2 separate regions of the Homo sapiens genome follow, and region 1 is linked to region 2. Evidence: chromatin loops called from intact Hi-C (ENCODE). Cell type or tissue: chondrocyte. All regions are shown on one strand.

Region 1 (5,000 bases), 600 kb after region 2:
CTCACACTTTCTATATCCCCAAGATTTTTGCAAATGGAAATTCAAAAGGTAGTATTTATTTCATAATAGAAGGTTTTCAGCATAATCAGTCCCAACATGGCAATGTACTCTCTCCCTCCTTATCTCTGGCATACAGGCCTGCCTTTGCTTTACGTTCAGTAAAAATATTGATAATGATTACAGCTGTGCTTATGTGCCCAGTCCTATTTTAAACTCTTTGCATATGGAGTTCTTAGTTTCTATAATGAATAATACTTTAAATACCTGAAAATGATTGTATCCATTTGTCCCTTAAATCTTATTCCTTTTTAACCTTTAACTTCTAGTCGAGGCTAAACTATGAGGCTTACTGTTCCAGGTAAGAAAAATGTCATACTATACAGAACAAAGAGGTAACAGTATATTTCCTCACTGTTTTAGGTGGAGTGGGGGAGGGTCTTGAAAGTTGGGCTTTTTGGAGAGAGATGGGATTTAGAAAGCCCCAAGACCCAACTTTTGGTATCAAGAGTCAGCTCTAGTTGAATAAAGTAGTCCTAAAGTCATGATTGGCTCTAATAGCTGAGCAGTGAGTGTAATGCCCCTGGAAGAAGTGAAGATGATACTAGGAAGTGCAAGGTAGGGAGGAAGAGGAAGTAGAAAGCCTGTGCCTTTATATATGGTGGTCAGACTAGGAGGAGAGGGAAGGAAGGAAGGAGGCAGGGAAATGGTCAGATCCAAGCATATCATGGCTTCCCTGCAAACATCCCAGGGTGGTTTTGTGTGTGTGTGTGTGTGTATGTGTGCAAGTGTGTGTAGACACTACAGAGATCGAAGGCAAAGGCCAAACACAAAGAGGTTTTTGTCTCCTTTTGCATTTGGCACTCCAAGAGCAGAGCAGCCACCCCACGGTGAAATTCAGGGTGTAACTTGGTTAAGCAGAGGAAGAGCCTGAGTTTGGCCCCTCCTTGGAGACTCCTTGACCTCCTTGACATGGGGCAAAAGGCATCTCGATGTCTCTGCTTGTCTCGGGGAGGGTGAGGAAGGCTGGGAATCTTACCAAGGTCGTAGATGCAATGGGGGTAAAATGATGTTGAAACCAAAGGGTGCTGGGAGGACCATTTGTACTGGGAATCAAAGCCTGATCTCAGGGGTAATGTTCAGCTGAGGAAAAATCTGGGGCTGGTGTTGTGAAACCAGTAGGAAGGCCCTCAGGACTCCGAGGAGATGAAGAGAGAATGGATGTCAGCTGTGGATGTCAGCAGGGTAAGTCTGACCAGGTTCATAATATACACACTTCCCTTGAGGCCAGCAAGGACCTGGAGAATGCCCCAAGGTCTCCAGGAAGGGCCAAGTTTTCTTCCCCCCATCTCAAGAGGCCACTTTAGGGAGGAGAAGGGGCAGGGGAGGAAATTCTGAAAGACTGAGCTTTTACCTGAAAAGAGCTTTAGCAAACTGGAAACAGACTGCTTAATGAGAAGTGACTGGCTGGTATTTCTCAGCAGGTTTAAAGTTTTCCTGTATCCACAAGGAAAATCCCTAGATAAGAGAAAAATAAAGACACTATATGTTCTGTGCCTATCTTAGTGTAGTGTGACTAAGTCACGGCCCACTACAATTTTATAATACAATAGAACAAACAGAAGAAACAACCTTAGAAATTTGTTTCAAGGACAGATACAGGTCGATATTACTCAATATTGATGATTTAGACAGTCAAGAAAGGTTGGAACTTCTTCAGATGCTATATTTGTGTCTTTCAATTTATACATTCATTTTAGAGGTTGTTATAGATGTTAAGACATGGAATATATTACCCAGCTCCTTCCTTTTGTGCCTCCTAATACTTCTGCAAGTGTTCTACATCTTTGTCCCTTCCCCAGAGAGGGGTATGTCATTAAGCATGGGAAACAGGCTTTCCACTGCAGTGACCACATTGCGGGGCCTCACAGGAAAAAGTTCCTTTTGAACACACTTAATAAATGACTCTGTGAGACAGGACATCAGGAAAGATCCCACATATGTAACAGCAGATGATAAATTCTGGTAATTTACATCCATAGGTCACTCTGAGGACATTTCTGATTTATGACTTCGAACTGAGAAAAATCTAACTCAATTCAGAATCTCAGTAAGGCAGAAGCGAAGTAGCGCTCATGTCTGCCATCTGGCGAAAGTGAGCGGTAAATACAACTGTGTCTTCAGGACTGAATGCAATTACCTTGTCACTTTGTAAATATTCTTCCTGATGCCTTCTGTTAATATTCTCAGATTCACAGAAAAACAATTATTTGAATTCTAAGTTCTGTGATGTAAGAAGTTCCCATGTGCATTTTATTTTGCAGTCAGACTGTTTTTTAAATTCATGTTTACTAATAGGCCCTTGGAAACAGGAGGGGCTGAAGGAGCAGAAAAAAATAAGAATGATTTTCTCATGCTGATATTTTCCTCTTGACAATTAACTTCTCTTTTGAATGAAACATTGTGGGAGTGAAGGAAGAAGCAAAATGAAAGAAGCAGAAATATTTCTGGGAGGTGAGAATCAGGTTTGGGTGTATAGCACAACAGAATTCAGGCTCACGTCTGGAAACCCCTGTTCCGGTTCTCCAGAGACTGAGGGGCTTCCCAGGATGTGGGATTTTTGGTGCTAAAACGGGGAAAGTCCTGGGCAAACGAAGATGAGCTGGCCATCCTAGGTCAGAGTCTCAAATAAGGTACGCTTATGGAACCATTTGGTTTCAAACTGAGAAGGCACACGAGCAGAGGATATATGCAGATATTTTCTACTTTCTGTTGTCACTTTTTCTGTGCTTACTTTCAGCAGATCTTTTCATAAGAGTATGAGAAAACCACTTTCCGAGACACTGGGAAGCTGGAGGCTGATTTACTATTTGGTGACATCTGGTGCTGACTTCACATTCTTCTGCTGGATAAAGATAGGACCTTACTGAATTTGGTTCAAGAACTAGTAGATCCTAATATTTGTTAAACTTTTAAAAAATAGAAATACATGATTATTTGTATAAGTTGTTTAAGAATAGTGATGTAAGTGTGAGTATAACACAACTTAGGAAGAATTTAACCACAACTGACACTTAGGAAGAATTTAACCATTTCTCAGGCCTACCAGAACTCTGCCAGGGAAATGAGTTACCAGCCTGTGATTCCTGTTAGGGAAGCAAGGGGCCAGGAAAAGATTGAAGATATGCTGCATCTGCCCTGTTCTTAGAAACCATTCTTGCTGCTTAGTTTAAGTTTAGTGTCTTTGGTTAAATAAAGCAAAAACATGCAGTTCATATATTTGCAAATGTGTGTGTATGTCTGTCTCTGTGTGGTCTCTCTTTTCTCAACTTCTAACCCACTTGAATAAGCAATGTGATAAAAATTACAATCATTCGTCTATTTTTGCTACCTAGATTTTTTTTGTTTCCATCTTCTAATTTTTTCCCAAATAGAAAGATGTAAAATGAGAAGGAAAAGCCCCTTTCATATCCAGTCTAGCTCAGTTGAGATAACCTCTGTAACAATTTCTTGCATAACCTTGACTTTTAAAAAAATTTTAAGTTCTAGGATACATGTGCAGAACATGCAGTTTTGTTACATAGGTATACATGTGCCATGGTGGTTTACTGCACCTATCAAATCATCATCTAGGTTTTAAGCTCCACATACATTAGGTATTTGTCCTAATGCTCTTCCTTCCCTTGTCCCCTACCCCCTGACAGGCCCCGGTGTGTGATGTTCCCCTCCCTGTGTCCAGGTGTTCTCATTGTTCACCTCCCACTTATGAGTGAAAACATGTGGTGGTTGGTTTTCTGTTCCTGTGTTAGTTTCTTGAGAATGATGACTTCCAGCTTCATCCATGTCCTGGCAAAGGACGTGAGCTCATTCCTTTATATGGCTGCATAGTATTCCATGGTGTATATGTGCCACATTTTCTTTATCCAGTCTATCATTGATGAGCATATGGGTTGGTTCCAAGTCTTTGCTATTGTAAATAGTGTTGCAGTAAACACATGTGTGCATGTGTCTTTATAGAATAATGATTTATAATCCTTTGGGTATATACCAGTAATGGGATTGCTGGGTCAAATGGTATTTCTGGTTCTAGATTCTTGAGGAATTGCCATACTGTCATCCACAATGGTTGAACTACACTCTCACCAACATTGTAAAAGTGTTCCTATTTCTCCACATCCTCTCCAGCATCTGTTGTTTCCTGACTTTTTAATGATCGCCATTCTAACTGGCATGAGGTGGTATCTCACTGTGGTTTTGATTTGCATTTCTCTAATGACCAGAGATGATGAGCTTTTTTTCATATGTTTGTTGGTTGCATAAATGTCTTCTTTTGAGAAGTGTCTGTTCATATCCTTTGCCCACTTTTTGATGGGGTTGTTTTTTTCTTGTAAATTTGTTTAAGTTCCTTATAGATTCTGGATATTAGCCCTTTGTCAGATGGATAGATTGCAAAAATTTTCTCCCATTCTGTAGGTTGCCTGTTCACTCTGATGATAGTTTCTTTTGCTGTGCAAAAGCTCTTTAGTTTAATTAGATACCATTAGTCAATTTTCACTTTTGTTGCAATTGCTTTCGGTGTTCTAGTCATGAAGTCCTTGCCCATGCCTGTGTCCTGAATGGTGTTGCTTAGGTTTTCTTTTAGGGTTTTTATGGTTTTAGGTTTTAGATTAAAGCCTTTAATCCATCTTGACTTAATTTTTGTATAAAGTGTAAGGAAGGGGTCCAGTTTCTGTTTTTTGCATATGGCTAGCCAGTTTTCTCAAAATCATTTATTAAATAGGGAATCCTTTCCCCATTGCTTGTTTTTGTCAGGTTTGTTGAAGATCGGATGGTTGTAGATGTGTGGTTTACCCTTGACATTTTGATGCATATAAAAGCAGGTCTTTTAAAAACTCACTATGCAAACTATTTTACAACATTTTAAGTGCATCCTGAGTATCTTTATAAATATATTTTTATTCTTTTTTAAAGGCTACATTGTATTCCACTGTGTGAGTGCTGAC
Region 2 (5,000 bases):
CATAAATATTTCCTTTGTATATCGGATTCAGATTGGATTTTTTGAAATTATGGCATAAGAAAGCACATCTCTTAATTTTTAATGTGAAAAAGTTTTTTCTATTTTAAAAATTAGGATCAAAATATTTTCTTTCATACTTTTTTCCCAAGCGTGAAGTAGATGTTACTTTTAATCTTAACATCTACAGAACAAATATATATTATAGTTGAGTAAAATTAGTGTTTTCTATTTTCTAAGGATTTGGGTCGGAACTTATACAGTCAATTCTACAAAATGTACTGTATTTAAAATTTTGCAAATCAGTTCAAGTGGAAGCTTCTTGCATTTGATTCCTCGTCACATCTTTACATTGGAAATTATAAACTGTGATCTCACCTGCCTTCACTTAAGAACAATCCACAAACAGTCAATTACAATGTAAAGTAATGTTTTTATTACTGTTTTCAACAAGACAGCTCAGGGTGAGGGTAGAGGTTCAGGAGAGGGAGGAGCACAGTCTGACATTGGCACTGAGAACGTTTAACATCAGTAAAACTTTTTTTTAAAAGAGAAATTTTACATATAGTTAAATAATTTTTTCACTTGGTGACAACATTCAGGCAACCAAAAGCAAAACGAAATGGGGGGGGGGATGGGGTGGAGAGAAAAAGGATAGGGGGAAAGAAGGAAAAGGGGGGGGAACTACTATACATTGATTTGAAAATGTACCTTGGGTTTCATTTTGTGGTGGCGGAGCCCGATTGCTTCTTTTGTGTGACCTTTTAAATTCACATTGTTTGGAAGAAAACGATCACTTTTGTGCAAGAATGTGATTTGTTTTGGTTGGGTTGCTCTCTTTTTGTTTGCTTCTTAATTAATGAAGGTCTTCTGCCGGATTCCTATTTCAGGTGACTTACATAAAAGTTTGTGTCCAGAGTTTCTGCTGTTTATAGCAGAGTTGTGTGTCTGAGAGAGCACGCCCGTTTGTGTCGCTTTTCAAGCAGTCCCCAGCACCCTATAGTTTGTCCAGGCTTTTGGGATTGGTGAGAATTTCCCTGGCCAACCTCCAGGTCTGCTTGGCAGCGCTCTCCAGGGCCGAATGGGGCTTGCCCTGAAAGAGGTCGAGGTTGGGCAGAAAGTAGTGAGGGCAGCGGCGGCACTGCAGGCAGGAGATGAGCTGCAGCAGGATGCCGTTGAGCCGGTCGCCCAGGCACGACTCGTCCCAGTCCGTTTCTCGTGGGTGTTTCTCGCACTCGTACAGCAGCAGCGTCTTCATGTGGTAGTTGTTGAGCGGCTGGCCGGGTAGCTCCAGGTGGCGGTCCCGCAGAGTCTTCAGCACTGAGAGGCACTTGTTTCGGCAGCCGCCCATCAGCAGGCGGTTCTCCGCCTCCCCGAACTGTAGCACCCAGGCGTCGCTCTCTGCCGAGCTCTGCTTGCCGGTCAGCGAGTAGCACTCCTTCGAGAGCAAGTTGAACCCTTCGGCCTTGACCTCGGCCACCCGATTGGGGCCGGGCCAAGGGATGTGGGGCATAGGCCACTGTGCCGCGCTGCGAGGCCAGATCCCGGTGCACTTGAACGCCGGAGTGATTTGCACCACATAGCGCTCCCTGATGCGCAACTTGACCTCGCTGGTGTCCGCGATCATCTTGACCACATCCCGATAGCTGCACTTGTCCACCGCCTGGGCCACCAGCGTCTGGAAACGCGAGCGGATCTTACGCGCTGAGAGATAGCCCGACGCCGTGATGAACTCGACCCAGAGAGACATGCTCCGCTTCCGCCCATCGCTCAGTTTGAGCACTGCGCAGCCGGGCAGCGAGCCGTCGTCCACGAAGTTGAAGACGCCCATCTGGTTTAGGTAGAGCACCACCTCAAATTCGGTGGGCGAAATGACCTCGAGCCCCTCGTAGCGGGCATCGATCTCGCTCAAGGAGCTGATGAAGCGAGGCTCCTGCACCTCCACTTCCTTGAGCACGTCCGAGACCACCTTACAGACCTCTCGGATGGTTTTGGCGATGGCCGCCTTGCGCGCCTGACAGCGCTCAGTGTAGTACTTATTGAGCTGGTAAACCAGCTTGGCCTGAGCGGCGATCATGTTGGGGCACAGGTCCGGGCTATACACCGGCGTCTCGCAATACGTTGAGGGATCCAAGGCTCACGCACTGGTGGTGGCCCAGCGGCTTTCGAAAGAGGCGGTGCGCTCCCCGTTAAGCCCTACTTTCACTCTCGTTTTCCACCTGGGCTGACCGGCTGATACCGTAGCCGGCTTGTTTTTTCCTTTTCCCTCTTTCGAAACCTCTTTTCTTCTGCAGAAGAATTAGGGGAGAAAAGGTGATTTTCTAAAAAGAAAAGTACCTCTTGGAACCTTTTTGCTTTCTCTTGATATGTAAAGATGACCGTGTGCGAGAGAAGCGGGGTGGGCGTGAGGAAGGAGAAGGAGAGGGAAAAAACTCAGGATACCAAAAGGTTAGGCTTAGATGTCTGCAGCCGAGATTGTCCAGAAATCTGGAAATGAGGTTTTTTAAGTGCCAAAGTAAATTTAAAAATAAAAGCGAAACATTCAGTGGTTCATTCTTAAACTTCTCTTCCACGCTGATAGGACTTCTTCGCTCAGTGTAGGTGAGTGCCTTCTTCCTCACCCTCCCCCAAATGGAAGGTGCAGGAGGTAATTAATGTCCAGAGAGCTGCGAAGTACAACTCAGTCCGCCGTGCACTTGGAGGTTTGCTGACGCCCCACAGTCTCAGCGTGTTGGTCTCGTCTCTTCTCGGGGGGTCGTGTTATCGCAGTTTTCCTCTTTTCCTACTGGAGGCGTTGTTTGGACTGGGTTTGTTTGTTTGTAGTGGGTTCTCCTTGTGTTTCTTTAGGTGCAAACCGCTGGAAGTTGTTTGATAATCATTTCTGCTTCGTAATTTATACTTTTGGCCCTCACAAAATCCGTTTTAGTGTGACGAAGTCGTTGCTTGCGTTGCATCTGGGGTGTAGTTATAACGATTCAGGGTTTTCCTTCTTCTCCTCTAGCTTGCTTTTACAGATTCCACTTTCTGAGTCGTCTCTCCCCCTCCTCTCCCCTCCGACCTCTTTCTCGCCCCGCTCTCCCCCTGCTTCTCTCCCCCGCCCCCCTTCCTCGTGCTCGCTCTCTCTTCTTTCCTCTAACTCTCTCTGTCTCTCTCTCTCCCTCTCTCTTTCTTTCTCTCTCTCCCTCGCTGTTTCCTGGAGTTATTTAGTTTATGAATGGTCCCAGGGCCATCATGAGGGGGTGGAGCTTCAGTTCCTACAATCGCTATCCGAGCTGTCAGTGCTTTAGCCAATCCGAGAGAGAAGACAGGCACGCTTGGCGAACGGTAGCAGCCACCACTGCACTTGATAAAGAAACAGGGTAAAGAGAGAAGTAAGAAAATAGGAGGAGATAATGGGAGTCAAATGCTTGCACACATTTTACAGCCGTTCCTCTTTATCCTCCTCTCTTATCAGTAGCAAAGAAGAAAAAGAGTTTATATAGAAGGGACTCTCCTGGAGATGGCTGGAATAACGCGAGGGAGAGTAGCAATGGTTCAGAAAGGTTCACTTTTTTTTTTTTTAAATGATTCTATCAACATTGTGTAGTAGAAGGTGCAAACTGTAACAAAATTACTTTGGCTTGAAGGCAAATGGGAAGCGAAAGGGGAATCTGGGAAAGGACCTAATTTTTCCAGGTTTTTTCCTCCTTTAAAGTCATCCTCCTTTCTCTTCCCCTCCCCTCCCATTGTTGCCAAGAATCAGAGCAGTTGCTGTATATGTGCACCAGTGAGGGTTGGAGTGGATATAAGGTGAGGGTTTATAAATCTCTTTTTAGTAATTTCGATATGCTGTTTAAAAACAGGGCAGGGCAAAAACTAGTCCAAGCACCTTGTTTGATAATTATTTCATAATTAAGATTCACATGTATTTAATACCATTATTTTATCGTTACAAGAATTAACTAGTTACGAGAGAGAAAATATCTAAGTTGTGAGAAATGGTGCAAACTTACATGTCGTAGAACTTAGTAGGATATACTTTTAAAATAAGCTACTAAAATTGCTTCAAACTTAATGAAAAACAAGGCAAGTAAATGTAAACCTAAAGTTTTCTTAAAATCTTACTGTTGTAAATCTAATTGTGAATGTATTCTTAGGGGGTACAGGTACAGAGTTTCATTTGTAAAATGATTTTATTTTCATAATTGACTCTTGCTTTTAAAAGACTTCACTGCCACAAAAATCTATAACTATCCTGTTATTGATTACACAGATGGCTTCACTCCTCCCTAGGCATTTCAATGAAAGGCATGCATGTGCTTTTAGTATATGTATTATCCTAAACGAGTTGTACCCACTGTAGCCTTTCCATACTTTTGGGTGAAAAAAAAAGCTAGAACATTGTTTCTGATTTGCTTGATACTGAGGGTTTATGTATGAACCTAAGATGTCTGGATTCTGAATCTTTTTAACGTATTTCAGGTAGATGTGATTATTTTTAGTTTGATTTGGGAGGTTATATTCCAGCCCTGGGTTATGCGATAAAAATAAAAATCTATGCGTCCATTTGGGTGAAGACTTCGTTTTAGAAACCTGGTAGTTCGGCTTTTTCAAAACCCCTTGGGAGGGCTTGACTTACCCTCTTAAAGTCCGGCCGGGTGAACCTGAATTGAATTGCATAGGGAAGTTAATTTCTTTCTATCTACTTGGTATCAGACAATTGGGCCTCTTGGTTCTTTCTTACATACCTGGTGCGGACCACAGGCAGTTTGTCACCCTTCCTCTCTCGTTGCCATAAGTCCCTTTCTAAGGAATATTTGCTTAAAAAAAAACTATCTCGGATTTGTTGCTTAGGGTTTGTCTTCCCGCGATTAGGAAGAAGAGTCAGAATTAAGTGTCCGCGCGACTCTTGGACTCCAGAGCTTTAGTTAACTTCTCTGGAGTGGCAGAGACTTGGGCTGCTTGACCTCCAGCCTTCTCCGGGGAGGCCGCGTGCGTCCCGGAACGCCTCGCCGCCTAAGGAT

What was found. A loop is a pair of places that touch in the nucleus more often than their neighbours do. Peaks named below come from ENCODE experiments on the same cell type or tissue, not always from the same donor. Only the 100,000 strongest peaks of a DNase experiment are listed, where the experiment ranks them.
Region 1: a loop joins it to region 2, with 4 times the contacts of the local background. A loop is called at or near these places in 3 of 110 quality-filtered maps.

Annotation. Positions count from the first base shown.
Region 1 is chr4:149,978,181-149,983,180 of GRCh38, reverse strand. No RefSeq gene overlaps it. Among named protein-coding and RNA genes, the nearest start is that of DCLK2, 98 kb to the left of the region's middle. In chondrocyte, a CTCF peak has its summit at 2,145 (motif pointing left); no DNase peak of the experiment used is centred here.
Region 2 is chr4:150,580,104-150,585,103 of GRCh38, reverse strand. The region is part of intron 40 of LRBA (LPS responsive beige-like anchor protein); the gene reads left to right. MAB21L2 (mab-21 like 2) reads right to left here and starts at 2,953. Exons shown (of 1, transcript NM_006439.5): 1 at 411-2,953. The coding sequence starts at 2,074. The coding sequence ends at 995. It overlaps LRBA-AS1 (LRBA antisense RNA 1), which reads right to left. Exons shown (of 2, transcript NR_149035.1): 2 at 3,870-5,000. In chondrocyte, a CTCF peak has its summit at 2,818; DNase peaks (open chromatin) are centred at 1,293, 1,443 and 1,603.